2 separate regions of the Homo sapiens genome follow, and region 2 is linked to region 1. A link is an interaction called in ENCODE POLR2A ChIA-PET data of the cell type or tissue named here. Cell type or tissue: Panc1. All regions are shown on one strand. Each heading gives the region's core, and the rest is flanking DNA. Links, peaks and the distances in the headings are about the cores only.

Evidence for each region. ChIA-PET counts read pairs that join two places held together with the same protein. Peaks named below come from ENCODE experiments on the same cell type or tissue, not always from the same donor. Only the 100,000 strongest peaks of a DNase experiment are listed, where the experiment ranks them.
Region 2: POLR2A ChIA-PET joins it to region 1 with 9 read pairs; 21 of 35 experiments call an interaction of 5 or more read pairs at or near these places.

The regions. Positions count from the first base shown.
Region 1 is chr21:39,174,714-39,180,081 of GRCh38, reverse strand. PSMG1 (proteasome assembly chaperone 1) reads left to right here. Exons shown (of 7, transcript NM_003720.4): 4 at 96-158; 5 at 1,435-1,633; 6 at 2,511-2,647; 7 at 4,418-5,313. The coding sequence ends at 4,492. Among named protein-coding and RNA genes, the nearest start is that of PSMG1, 6.1 kb to the left of the region's middle. In Panc1, for the core only: a CTCF peak has its summit at 4,711 (motif pointing right); no DNase peak of the experiment used is centred there; H3K27ac peaks cover 348 bases.
Region 2 is chr21:39,349,765-39,359,556 of GRCh38, reverse strand. It overlaps LOC105372804 (a long non-coding RNA gene), which reads right to left and starts at 9,583. Exons shown (of 3, transcript XR_937717.2): 1 at 9,129-9,583. RefSeq lists a silencer at 7,709-7,913 and an enhancer at 9,787-9,792. In Panc1, for the core only: no CTCF peak of the experiment used is centred there; no DNase peak of the experiment used is centred there.

The DNA.
Region 1 (5,368 bases), core at 1,336-5,335:
ACCTAAGTGTTGTCATTCACATGTTACATATATGGTGATAGTTTGTGGTGTGTATAAAACTTACTTGACAAAAAGCGTGGAACTTGACTTTTCAGGTTTTTCTCTGTCAGTGCAGTTGCTATGTTGCAGAAGATCAACAGTATCAGTGGCTGGAAAAGGTAAGAGAGAAATGAAAACCTGTGAATGGTTAGTCTACAGGAGTTTTCATTTTTTAAGGGTTCGATGTCTTTTAACTTAAACTTATGCAGTCAGATATTTATTTCTTTAAAATATTGTGGGAATTTCTTTTGGAATATAAAGAATAAAAGAACTTGCTTATTTAACGTGACCAACCAGTTGTGTTTTATACTTCTGTGTCCTCCCGTCCTCAATGCTGAGGTACAGAAGTATAAAACACAGTTGGTCCTCAGCATTGAGGATGGTAGGTCACAGAAGTATAAAACACAATTGGATTCCTCCCGCCCATCTTTCTTTGTTTACATCACTTTAGATCTTATTAAAAGGTAAAAGGGTTCTTAGAAATCTATCAAATCCAGACTCTTCTACTTATAGAAGAGGACATTTAGAACCACAGTGATTGAAGCTTACCTATAAGTGTAGTAATTCCAAAAATGAATTTCATGAGAGTTATTTTTAAGGTGTCAGTGGTAGGTGGGAGAGGGAATGAATGTCAGGTGTGTACCTGTGACTTTTTTTCTCTGGACGGCAGACCTGTAGTCGCTATTCTGGCACTCTGACTTCATTTACTCCACATCGCAGGCCCCTTAAGTAGGTAGTGCTGGCATTACGTGTTCATCTATTCTTGTGTTGCTATAAAGAATACCTGAGGCTGGGTAATTTATAAAGAACAGAGGTTTAAGTGATTGACAGTTCTGCAGGCTGTATAGGAAGCATGGTGCTGGCATCTGCTTGGCTTCTGCTGAGGCCTCAGGAGCCTCCAATCATGGTGGAAGGTGAAGGGGGAGCAGGCAGATCACATGGCGAGAGCATGAGAGAGGGGAGGAGCCAGCCTCTTTTGAACTACCAGCTCTAGCATGAACTGAGCGAGAAGTGAGAAGTCACGTATCACCAACAGGGTGGTGCTAGGCCATTCATGAGGGATCTACCCCCATATCCAGTCACCTCCCACCAAGTCCGGCCTCCAACATTGGGAATCACATTTTAACATGAGATTTGGAGGGGACAGGCATCTAAACTATATCACCTTAGTTCACTAATGAGGAGAGTGACTTGGAAAAATTGCCCACCTAGAAAGCAGAACCAAGATCAAACCCAGGTTGTGACAGCAGGTGTGTTCTGTTTCTCCAAGGCACACTCCCACCCCTGCTAGGCATGCTATTATTGTCTGTGGTGTTAGGTGAATACCTAGAGGAATGTTTCCATTCTGTAACAAAATTATATGTTTTTTTTAATTTGAAATAAATTTTATGTTAGGTTTTTGGCTCTTGTCCAAGGAAGAACATGCAGATAACTATTCTCACATGTCGACATGTTACCGATTATAAAACCTCAGAATCCACCGGCAGCCTTCCTTCTCCTTTCCTGAGAGCCCTAAAAACACAGAATTTCAAAGACTCGGCGTGTTGTCCATTGCTAGAACAACCGAATATAGTACACGACCTTCCTGCAGCAGGTGGTATTAAAATTTGTAACATTTACATTCTATCTTATTGCTTTATTGATACTACTTTTCACCATTAGAGGTCTTTTTGAGGTAGTTTATTAATGATGATTGATACCAATATATTGCTGTTAGTCCTCAATATCTGTAGTTACAAGTGCAGTATATTTAGTTTGAGTTTTCAGATTTTCCAGACACAGTTATTTGAGGAGCTCATGTTTCTTAACTGTTGGGCTTCAGACATGCTGTGTTTCTTTTTGGTCTTTGATTATTCAGAATGCAAGCCAGTGTTAAATATAAATTATTGGTGCATCAAAAGTTGATAAAGTACATTTTAATTATCAAAACAGAAGTTTTGAATATTGAATCTTGATAGTTGCTTTAATTTTTTTATTACCATCACACACATCTGCCATCATATGACAAAGAGACTGCCATTTACTTTTCAGTGGGTAATATATTACATAATTGTTATTTATTATATGAACTGTATTAAAATAGGGTTTGGTTGGGGTTTCTTTTTGCTTTCAATGTTTACTAGAATGAGAAGTGGCTAAATATTTCACTTTATGCATTTTGTACTTATTTGTTATTTATATGCTTTATTATAGTCAGTAGAATTTTAATCTTTCAGCTACTTAAATCATCTCAGCTGTATTTTCAGGAAATATAAAATTAATATTTGCAAAAGAAGAGATTATTAGGAAAATAAATTGACTTTGAAAGAAAATCTTCATTATAATTGGTTCAAAATTGCAGTAAATACCTTGATTGAAAGAGGCAGCTGAGATAACTACTTTTAACAACAGCCTTTATTATTTAAAGGTGTTTAATTTAAAAGTAACATAATAGAAAACTTACATCGTTTTTTTTTCTTGTGTATTCATAGTTCTAAGCTACTGTCAAGTATGGAAAATCCCAGCAATTCTGTACTTGTGTTATACTGATGTGATGAAATTAGACCTAATCACAGTGGAAGCTTTTAAGCCTATACTTTCTACCAGAAGCTTGAAGGGTTTGGTTAAGGTAAGGTTTTAACTCATTTAAATTAATAGCTGCATTGTTATAATCAGCTTAGTAACAAACATAAATGTATACTGTCATTTTAAACCCTAAGCAATGCTTGGAGATCCATTCTTCTCAAAGCGAAGCTTTCTAGTCTGGCAGTTTGAATTTGATTGTCATCATCTCTTCTGTATACGTCTGTAACTTGACGAATGCTTTGTTCTTGTATGATAGATTAATGCAGTGCAATTAAATCCCAAATGTCTATGTGGACAGATGGTTTTACTGTTCAATAAGCTTCTATAACTACTTTGCAAGGTTTTTTAAAAAATTTTTATTTAATTTTTGAGACGGTTATTTTTGAGTATAGTGTGGATCAAATTATTATAATATTTATTTACCCAATTTTACAGAGAACTGTATATGTGAAGATGAGAGAATTACATAATGAACCTCTTCCTTACCCTTGGTTTATACCTTTGGTCTCATTTTCTAAAAAAATTGGAACACGTACATGAAAATGTTTGCCTGTAATCTCAGGTAGTTTAGGGATTCCATTGTTTTCTCTTAAGAGACTTTTTTGGAAGTCCACAGCCTCTGGTTTAAGCATGGTTTCTTTAAAGGAAAGAGGTTGTAACAACATTGTCCCTCAGCCCGGTTTTATTCTGGAATGGCCATTAGTTTTAAGACTTTTGTGGTAAGTTGTTGGAAGTAGCTCATTTCCCAGGTCTCATAAATTAGTTTGTTACTAGATTGTCAGCTCCTTGTGGTAATGGACCACGATTTTTAATTTTGGTATCCCAAGTTTACCACATACCTGGCATGTTGAATAAAGCCATCAATAACCATTTGTTGAAGAGTACAGCTGTAAAACTCTGATTTAGTATACTGCAAGCTTATCTTGCAAATTAGCTAGAATCCAGGGTAATCTTTCTGACACATGGAGTTAATTTATTTTTAGCATCTCTTTCAAAGTATATGCTGATCGTCTTGTTTGTTTAAATAGCCAATTGCCTCATCCCACTTAACTCAGAGATGAGTTCCCATGGGCAGGGGCTGGGCTGTTTTGTTTACTGCTGTAGGACTGTGTGTAGCACACAGGTGTGTCATAAACGCTTGGACTTGTTCAGAGACTTGGAAATCATCTGTCATATGGGGCTTAAGGAAACTCAGCTTTTATGAATATACTTTCAAGGGGAAATTTAACTCAGCATTTTCATTTTTGCTTTGGAGATAATGATTAGCAGGAGGGTAAGATGGTGGTTCTGCAGGGTGCTGTTTTCTTAATGACCAATTACATCAGCCTGAGTCAGTTCGTTGTTTCTGACCTTTTAAAAGTGGTATTTTCAATAAGGTGGAATTATTTTGAGTTCTTCCTGTGTGGCAGTTTAGTTGGATTTGAAAGATGGATGAATCTTGGGTAGAAGTGTGCAGAGGGAAGCAGTGTGAGCAGAGTGGGAAAGTGTGAGGAGAGCCGTGAGGAGTGTGGTGTTGGTGGAGAGGGGAGGAAGACATCTTGTGGGGAAGGTCGGGCGGGTTAGAGCATAGACTTCCTCCAGAGGCCAGGAGACCATCGGAGGCCAGGAGATCATCGGCGAGTGTGGCAGGGAAAGGGCCTGTTGAACTGACTTTCCCACTTGCCTTTTCGTTGAGAAGGAGAGTAAAGGCCACGCCTGTCCCATGGCTGTTTTTAAGTCTCGAGTGTGGAGATTGTTGGTCGTGGAGGGAGGGGTGTTGCCTCTGCCTGAATCCCTGGGGTCTCACTGTATTCACTTTTTTCTCTCCTTTCAGAATATTCCCCAAAGCACTGAGATACTAAAGAAATTGATGACAACAAATGAGATTCAGAGTAACATTTATACATGATCTTAAACATTGTTTTGTAGTGTATATTACTTGTCCATTCCTTTAAGGGGAGCAGCCTGCACTCTTTTGTAGATTACTTTTGGGGGATATATTTTGAGAATGATGAAACGGAATAAAATTGTAAAAAATTAATTGTAGTTTTAATTCCTTATTTATGGTGGTATTATTCACAACCAAAATAAGCCAAGCATTTTCCTTTTATCCACTAGGTGGGAGTATTGTTGTATTTGAATATTTTAAGGTACTATAGTTAAATTTTTATCTTATTTATTTATTTATTTATTTTTTGAGGCTGGGTCTTGCTCTGTTGCCCAGGCTGAAGTGCAGTGTGCTATCATGGTTCACTGCATCCTCGACCTCCTGGGCTCAAGCATTTCCCCCGCCTCGGCCTCCCAAAATGCTGGGATTACAGGTGTGAGCCACTGTGCCCAACTTTAGTTAAATTTTTCAAAGCTACAGATATCAGCAGATGGTATTCATGTGGCAAAGTGTAGTTAATTAGGTGTAACTATTCATTGACCTGTTGGTGATTCTTAATATGTGGAAAGTTTCTGGATATTTTAGGAGTCCTGCAGTTTTTTTTATCTTGTGGGTAAAAATTGATGACAAAGTAACAAAATTATATATTTACTAAAAATGAAACAGAAATGTGTATGTCCTCACTTTTTAGTAATATCTGACAGATAGCCTCTTCACCCAGACTTTCCCAGGGCTCTCTTTCAAGGCTGGCTCTGCGCGTGTCAGCAGTTCTCTTACAGTCATGTGTTATCATTAGGAGTGTGAATGGAATCATGAACCCGGAGTAGCCACACAACTTCACAGGACCACAAACTGAACTGCATTCATGAAAATAAATTTTAAAATGGTGGAGTTAAA
Region 2 (9,792 bases), core at 2,540-6,539, 180 kb before region 1:
CTAAAGTTTGCAGAGGGACAAAGATCTGTCTTCTGTAACTCCTTCAGGCTGAATAGGGGTGACGATATTCCTGCCTAATTATTGGGTCTCTTGCATTCAGGGTAGAGAGGAGCTCAGTCAGAAAGCATCAGTATGATGAGGGGTGTTCATAACTCTGAGTTCCAACAAAAGGTCATATCTGGAAGCTTAATAAGGGTCCAATTTAAGTAAGCTTGTCTTGCATTCCTACACGAAGAATATAACCGCAATATATTCCACAATAGCAAAGCAAAATAAGTAAAATAATTCCAAGTAAACTAAACAGAAAGGCCTTCTAAGAACTGGGCAGTTGTTGGAACTAAGCCGATATAGGGTCGACTGATAGCGCATCAATGGCAGAGATATGAGTGTCTAAAGCTTTCATAGCCTGAGTAACGTTATGTGAATAGTCTGGAACATACACACAACATTTAGTTTTGATCAAAACACAAGTTCCTCCTGGGGCGGCTGTTAAAATGTCCAAAGCCATACGGTTTTGTAAGGGTACCTGCCTAATCTGAGAAGTTTCCTCAGGATGGTAAGGGCATGGCAGCATGGCATGTATTACTGAAAGCTGCAACCGTGTGCTCGGCTAAGGCTTCAGCTTGTAATTTGGTAGCTGCCTGTGAGGAAAACATAGCCATGGGGTAGAACCACCAAGATGCTTGTTTTTGTCGCCTATGGCGAGCCTTTACAATTTCCCAGTTAGATGGGAGAGAGTCCAATTTGGTGAGGATACATCCCGGGAGATAACGGTGACCACACATACACCTTCCGGTCCAGTTAGAAGGTAAGTACGGCCAGCCATGAGTTCTGCAAGCCCATAACCATCCCCAAGGAGAAGGGTAGGCATCCATTTTTGGCAAATTATGTTGCCATACCATCCACATCTGGTCTGCTAATAAAAGGGTCTCACTACATTGTTGAGGTGGCAAAAATCCCATATCACAGGTTCTAGTCTGGTGGTGACTATTATTGTGCCTTTCAAAACATAGAGGTGCTTCACCTGATACCTGTATGCCTCAGCCTCCCAAGTAGCTGGAATCACAGGCATGCACAAGCATGCCTGGCTAATTTTTGTGTTTTTAGTAGAGATGGTGTTTCACTGTGTTGGCCAGGCTGGTCTGAAACTCCTGACCTCAAGTCATCTGTCAGCCTCAGCCTCCCAAAGTGCTGGGATTACAGCTGTCTTCTGCCCAAGTCCAATCTAAAGTTGAGGTGGAATTTAGTTGTTTCCTAATTAGATTAAAAATGTGCTGGCCAGGCACAGTGGCTCATGCCTGTAATCCCAGCACTTTGGGAGGCCAAGCAGGGCAGATCACTTGAGGTCATGAGCTCAAGACCAGCCTGGCCAACATGGCGAAACCCTGTTTCTACTAAAAAAAAAAATAAAAATAAAAATAAAAAAAAGACAAAATTAGCCGGGCATGGTAGCAGGTGCCTGTAATCCCAGCTACTCCAGAGGCTGAGGCAGGAGAATCGCTTAGAACCCGGGAGGCAGAGATTGCAGTAAGCCGGGGTCACACCACTGCATTCTAGCCTGGGCAACAGAGAGATACTCTGTCTCAAACAAAAACAAACAAAAAAAAGAAGTGCCTTTTGCCTCCCGCCATGATTCTGAGGCCTCCCCAGCCACATAGAACTGTAAGTCCAATTAAACCTGTTTTTCTACCCAGTCTCAGGTATGTCTTTATCAGCAGCGTGAAAATGGACTAATACAACTCCCTACCGCACGTGGCACAACCAACTCTTCAAAAGTTGAATGAATTAGGCTACAGAGTTTTGCCTCATCCGCCATATTCACCTGACCTCCCGCCAATAGACTACCACTCCTTCAAGCATCTCGACAACTTTTTGCATGAAAAACACTTCCACAACCAGCAAAATGCAGAAAATGCTTTCCAAGAGTTCACCGAATCCCAAAGCATGGATTTTTTACACCAAAGGAATGACAAACTTGTTTCTCATTGGCAAAAATGTGTTGATTGTAATGGTTCCTATTTTGATTAACAAAGATGTGTTTGAGCCTAGTTATAATTATTTAAAATTCATGGTCTGAAACCGCAATTACTTTTCCACCAGCTTAGATTCTATTTGCATTTATGTTTATCAGGGATATTGGCCTGTAATGTTCTTTTCTTACAGTGTCCACGGCTGGCTTTGGTATTAAGGCAATGATGGGCTCATAAAATGAGTTTAGAAACGCTCCTTTTTTTTCAGTTTTTTGGAAGACTTTGAGAAGGATTGGCATTAATTCTTCATTAAATGTCTGGTAAAATTGACCAGTGAAGCAATCTGATCATGGGCTTTTCTTCATTGGGAGATTTTGATTACTGATTCAATCTCCTTACCCATATTGATCCGTTTAAATTTTTTCTTTCTTCATGGTTCAGTCTTGGTAGGATGTACGTTTCTAGGAATCTATTCATTTCTTCTAGGTTATGCAAATTGTTGGCATGTAATTATTAATAGTAGTATCTTATGAGCCTTTGTATTTCTGTGGTATCTGCTGTAATGTCTCTTCTTTCTTTTATAATTTTATCTATTTGCGTGTTCTTTTATCCTTAGGCTAGCTAAAGGTTTGCCAATCTTGTTTATCTTTTTAAAAATCCAACTATTACTATCATTGATTTTGTTTTTTCTTTAGACGGAGTCTCACTCTGTCCTCCAGGCTGGAGTGCAGTGGCACGATCTCAGCTCACTGCAACCTCTGCCTCCCAGGTTCAAGCGATTCTCCTGCCTCAGCCTCCCGAGTAGCTGGGACTATAGCTGCGCGCCACCATGCCCAGCTAATTCTTGTATTTTTAGTAAAGACGGCGTTTCACCATGTTGGCCAGGATGGTCTCAATCTCCTGATATCGTCATCCACCCGCCTCGGCCTCCCAGAGTGCTGGGATTACAGGAGTGAGCCACTGCGCCTGGCCATATCATTGATCTTCTGTATTGTTTTTCTATTCTCTATTTCATTTATTTCAGCTCTCATCTTTATTATTTCCTTCATTCTGCTAACCTTAGTTTTTGTTTTTCCTTTTTTAGTTCCTTGAGGTGAATATTAAGATGTTTGAGATCTCTTTTTTTTCTTTTTTTTTGAGATGAAGTCTCGCTCTATCACCCAGGCTGGAGTTCAGTGGTGCAATCTCGGCTCACTGCAAGCTCTGCCTCCCGGGTTCACGCCATTCTCCTGCCTCAGCCTACCGAGTAGCTGGGACTTACAGGCGCCCACCACCATGCCTGGCTAATTTTTTTTTTTTTTTTAGTAGAGACGGGGTTTCACTGTGTTAGCCAGGATGGTCTCAATCTCCTGACCTCGTGATCTGCCTGCCTGGGCCTCCCAAAGTGCTGGGATTACAGGCGTGAGCCACCGTGCCTGACCTCTTTTTTTCTTAATGTAGGCGTTTAGTGCAATAAATGTCCCTCTTTGAACAGCTTTTACTGCATCCCGTAAGTTTTGGTATGTTGTGTTTCCATTTTAATTTGTCTCAAGATTTTTTTTCTTATTTGATTTCTTCTTTGATCTATTGGTTGTTTAGGAGTGTGCTATTTAACTTCCACATATTTGTGAGTTTTTCAATTTTCCTCCTATTATTGATTTCCAGTTTCATAGTATTGTGGTGAGAAAAAAGATATTTGATATAATTTCAATCTTCAGGGCTGTGTGTGGTGGCTTATGCCTGTAATCTCAGCACTTTCAGAGGCCAAAGCGGGCAGATCACTTGAGGTCAGGAGATGGAGACCAGCCTGGACAACATGGTGAAATCCTGTCTCTACTAAAAAATACAAAAATTAGCCAGGCATGGTGGTACATGCCTGTAATCCCAGCCTCCCTGGAAGGCTGAGACAGGAGAATCACTTGAACTCGGGAGGCAGAGATTGCAGTGAGCCGAGATTGTGCCACTGCACTCCAGCATGGGCAGCAGAGCGAGACTCCGTCTCAAAAAATAATAATAATAATTTCAATTTTCTTAAATTTGTTTAAACTTTATAAAAGGAAAGTTTTGTTTCGCTGCCCAATATATGATCTATCCTAGGAAATGTTACATGTGCATTTGAGAAGATGTGTGTTCTGCTGCTGTTAGATGGAATGTTCTGTGTATGTCCGCTCTATTGGTTATAGTGGTTGTTCAAGTCCACTGTTTCTCTTTTTTGTCTAGATTATCTATCCATTGTTGAAAGTGAAGTATTCAAATTTCCCACTATTATTGTATTGTTGTCTATTTCATCCTTCAATTCCATTAATATTTGTTTTATACATTTAGGTGTTCTAATGTAGGGTGCATACATATTTACAATTCTTATATTCTCTTGATCATTTGACCCTTCATCACACAATGATCTTTTTTGTCTCTTGTGACATCTTGACTTAAAGTATATTTTTTTGATGGTATAACCACTCCTGCTCTCTTTTGATTACCATTTGCATGGAGTATCTTTTTCTATCCCTTCACTTTCAGCCTATGTCTATCTTTAAATTTTTATTCATTCAGTCATTCTATGTCTTTGTTTTTTGGAGATTAAGTCTCACTATGTTGCCCAGGCTAAAGTGTAGTGGCTATTCTCAGGAACACTTACAGCATACTACAGCCCCAAACTCCTGGCCTCAAGGGATTCTCCTGCCTCAGCCTTCTAAGCAGCTGACAGCTGAGATTACAGGCACACACCACTATGCCTGGCTCACTCTATGTCTTTTGATTGGAGAAATGAATCAATTTTCATTTAAGGTAATTAGTGATATAGGAGGATTTACCACTACCATCTTGTTCATTGTTTTCTGTTTGGTAGTTCCTTTGTTTTTTTTTTTCCTTCTTTTGAGATGCAGTCTCAGTCTGTCACCCAGGCTGGAGGGTAGTGGCACGATCTCGGCTCACTGCAAACTCTGCCTCCTAGGTTAAAGTGATTCTCCTGCCTCAGCCTCCTGAGTAGCTGGGATCATAGGCATGTGCCACCATGCCTGGCTAATTTTTGTATTTTTAGTAGAAACGGTGTTTCACTGTATTGGCCAGGCTGGTCTTGAACTCCTGACCTCCAGTCATCTGTCAGCCTCAGCCTCCCAAAGTGCTGGGATTACAGGCGTGAGCCACCACGCCTGGCCACCTTTGTTTCTTTCTTCTCTTACTACTTCCTTTTAATGTCATGATTTTTGTGGTGGCATGCTTTGATTATTTTATCTTTGTCTTTTGTGTATCTACTACCAGTTTTTGCTTTGTGATTACCATGAGGCTTACATAAAACATCTTACACTTATAACAGTCAAAGCTGATATTTTCAATTGCATATAAAAGTTCTGGCTGGGCGCAGTGCTCATGCCTGTAATCCCAGCACTTTGGGAGGCCAAGGCGGGTGGATCACGAGGTCAGGAGATCGACACCATGCTGGCTAACATGGTGAAACCCCGTCTCTACTAAAAAAATACAAAAAAAATTAGCCAGGCGTGGTGGTGGGTGCCGGTAGTCCCAGGTACTCAGGAGGCTGAGGCAGGAGAATGGTGTGCACCTGGGAGGCAGAGCTTGCGGTGAGCCAAGATCACGCCACTGCACTTCAGTCTGGGAGACAGAGTGAGACTCCGTCTCAAAAAAAAAAAAAAAAAAAAAGCTCTACACTTTTACTTCTTCCCTCCCACATTTATTTTATTGATATCACAATGTATATCTTTTATACTGTGTAATCACTAACAATTTTTATAGTTATATAATAATACTTTTGTCTTTTTTTATACTAGAATTAAAATTTATATGCCACCATTACAGTATGAATATTCTGAATTTGATTATACTTACCTTTACCCGTGAGTTTTATACCTTCATATGTTTTCATGTTGCTAATTAGCATCCTTTCATTTGAACTTGAACAACTCTGTTTAGCATTTCTTCTAAAGCAGGTCTAGTGGTGATGAACTCCTTCAGCTTTTGTTTGTCTGGGAAGTCTATCTCTGCTTGATTTCTGACAGCTTTGCCAAGTATAGTATTCTTTCCTGGCACTAAGAGTACTTAGTTCTTTCAGCACTTTGAATCCCACTTTCTCCTGGCCTGCAAGATTTCTGCTGAAAAATTTGCTTATAGTTTACAGTGGCTTTCTTGTATGTGATGAGTCACTTTTCTTACGTTGCTTTCAAGATTTTTTTATTTTTTTTTTTGAGACAGAGTCTCATTCTGTTGCCCAGGCTGGAGTGCAGTGGCACAATCTCAGCTCACTGCAACCTTCGCCTCCTAGGTTCAAGCGATTCTTGTGCCTCAGCCTCCTGAGTAGCTGGGATTACAGGCATGCACCACCACACCCAGCTAATTTTTGTATTTTTAGTAGAGACAGGGTTTCACCATTTTGTCCAGGCTAGTCTTGAACTCCTGGCTTCAAATGATCCATCCACCTCAGCCTCCAAAAGTGCTGGGATTACAGGCACAAGCCACTGTGCTCAGTCCAAGATCCTTTGTGTTTGACTTTTGACAAGTTGATTATGTGTCTCAAGAACCTCATTATGCTCAAGTATTTTCAGTATTATAGGCTTCATGGGGATGGATGTTTGTTTTCCTCTCCAGATTTGGGAATTTTTCTGTCATTATTTCCTCAAGTGTAAGTTTTCCATCCCTTTCTCTTTCTGTGCTCCTTCTTGGATTCCCATAACGCACATATTGGCTGCATTGAGTTGTCCCATAAGTTTCATAAACTTTCCTCACTCATTTTCATTCTTCTTTTCACTGAAAATGTTTGAGGTGATAAATGTTATATGTACTTTGTCACAATTTTTAACAATGTTTGTTCCATCTATATGGTGGAATACAATGCAGTAATACAAAAAAAGAATAATTTGTAAAGAACTGATAAAAAACAATCTCTATTGTTAAGTGAAAATGCATGGGTACCAAACAGTGTAAAAATAAAGGAGGAAGAAAAGAACATATATTAATTTGCTTCCACAAAATATCTCAAGAGGGATACCTAAGAAGCAGCAACATTGGTTTCTTCTTAGAAGTAGATAGCCAGGGGGAACAGAAGCAGAAGGCAGACTTCTCTGGAAATTTTTTTGTTCCTTTGGAATTTTTTTTTCCTTTAAGACAGGATTTCACTCTGCCACCCAGGCTTGAGTGCAGTGGACTGCACAATCATAGCTCACTGCAGCCTCGACCTCCTGGGCTCAAGTGATCCTTCCACCACAGCGTTTTGAGTAACTGGAAATGCACGTGTGTGCCACACACCCAGCTAATTTTTTTTTTTTTAATTTTGTAGAGACGGGGTCTTGTGTTGTTGCCCAGAATGGAATCTTTGGAATTTGAATCACAGAAACACATCGTCCAAAACTAAATGAAAATGTAAAAGGTGATATCTATATATAACCTACACATATATGCGGGCATCACAAACTAAAATTCCTCCAGAAGCCCAGTAGGAAATACAAAGGAGTGAAATCAGCAGGTCTGGAACCTTGGCAGCTGGAGAAAGAACACCTCCTTACAAGATACAAGGTCAAGTGCAGTCTGTGGAACGCACGCCCAAAGGACGCCAAGAGAAGTGGAAGAGCTAAATTTGTAAGTGAAAATTTCTGACTCTGACATGTTGAAAAAATACTTCACTATAGGACAGGAGCGATGGCTCACGCCTGTAATCCCAGCACTTTTGGAGGCTGAGGCGGGCAGATCACGAGGTCAGCAGATCGAGACCATCCTGGCTAACACGGTGAAACCCTGTTTCGACTAAAAATACAAAAAATTAGCTGGGCATGGTGGCGGGCGCCTGTAGTCCCAGCTACTTGGGAGGCTGAGGCAGGACAATGGTGTGAACCCAGGAGGCGGAGCTTGCAGTGAGCTGAGACTGCACCACTGCACTCCAGCCTGGGTGACAGAGCGAAACTCCGTCTCAAAAAAACAAAACAAAACAAAAAAAAACTTATATATATCCAGAAATGTATACATAGGTGAAAAGCTCAATTAGTATTCATGAAGTGAACACAGTGCAACCAACATCCAGATCAAGAAATCGAGCATGAATAGCCAGCCCCTCAAATTTTTCCATTGCTCTCTCCTCCAGTCGCTAGCTCCCCACCTCAACCCCAACCAGGAAGCACTAACCTGACTTCTAACAGACTGGATTAGTTTTGCCTGCTTTTGTACGTTACATGAATACAATCACACAGTATACACACTTTTGGATCTGGTATCTTTCTCTCAACATTATGCTAGTAAAATTAACCCACATTGTTGTATGTAGTTGCATATGGGTTATTTTCATTGCTGACGGTCTTCCATTTATTCATCTATTCTTCTGTTGACTGGCGTTTAGGTTGCTCTCTGTTTGGGCTTATAACAAATTTTTCGGCTACAAATATTCTATTTCATGTCTTCTGGTGAAAATATATAAGCATTTTTGTTGTGTACCTTTCTAGGAGTGGAATGACTGAGTCCTGAAAGTGTCTGTTTAGGTTTAAAACATACTGCCAATTGGACATGGTGGCACATGCCTGTAGTTCCAACCACTTGGGAACCTGAGGCAGGAGGATTGCTTGAATCCAGTTCTGGGCTATAGTGTGTTATGCTGATCAGGTCGTTAGCATCATTATGGTGACTTTCCACGGAGCAAAAGACCCACAGGTTTGCCTATGAAGGGGTCAGGTCAGAAACGGAGCAGGTCAAAACCCCCATGCTGATGAGTAGTGGAATCTACTGCCAAATAGTTTTTCATTTGAGTTCTGGCTGCTCCATTTGTTTGTGTTGGCAACTTAAAAAAAACTAGGCCAAATAAAACATCTGTGGACCATCAGTTGTCACCTCTGGCCTAGCGCATCTTCGGTTCTTATGGGAGAAAGTTCTTTATGAGGTAAGTCCAAAAGCATAGAGTTCGCTTGCTTAAGACCTTGCAGTATCCCTCAATCTTTGGATAATGATCGAACTTCATGACGGGCTGCTCTTCTTTTTTTCTGCCTCTTTTCCCTGATCTTTACGTCCATTTTTCGTATCTCCATCCCTGCCACTTTAAAGGTCTTGGTGGGCTGCCACACTCTAGCAAGTCAGCATGCCTTGAAATATGCTGACCCCCCCTGCCGATGGCTTCCCCTTTCTTTACTAGGCCAATTGGGTACTTTCTCTCCCCACTAAATTACTAGACCCAGTGCTTGGGATACAAACCTGGATTCTCTCTACCCCAGGGACTTCACGGTGCCTGCCACAGGGCAGGTGCTCAGTACATGCTTGTGCCACAAACTTGGGTACTCTCTGATGTTGAATTTTTTTAAGGTAATCCATGCAGATAGGAAAGTGAAAAAAAATTACACACGAGAAAAGGGAAATTTTACCCTCAATCTTCCCACTTTTCCCCAGAGGCAACCGCTGGTACCACTTCCTTGTGTATTCTTCCTGAGATATATATGGAATGTATAAGGATATATATTCAATCAATGCTATGGAGAAAAAAAAACAGCCCTCTGGGGGTCCGCGAGTGCTGGAGACGGTCGCGCACGGCTCTCAGGAGCTGCAATCTGAGAGCTGCCCTACTCTGGGCCCAGAAACGACCCTCGTGCACCTGCAGTCCTCCAGGGAAATCTGAAGAAAGTTCCACAGCTTGGATCCCCAGCACTTTGGGAGGCCGAGGCGGGAGGATCGCTTGAGCCCAGGAGTCGGAGACCATGCTGTGCAACATAGTGAAACCCCCTCTCTACAAAAAATACAAAAGTTAGCTGGGCAAAATGGTGCCCTGTGGTCCCAGCTACTCGGGAGGCCGGAGTGGGAGGTTCGCTGGAGCCGAAGGGGTCGAGGCTGCAATGAGCCGTGATCGCACCACTGCACTCCAGCC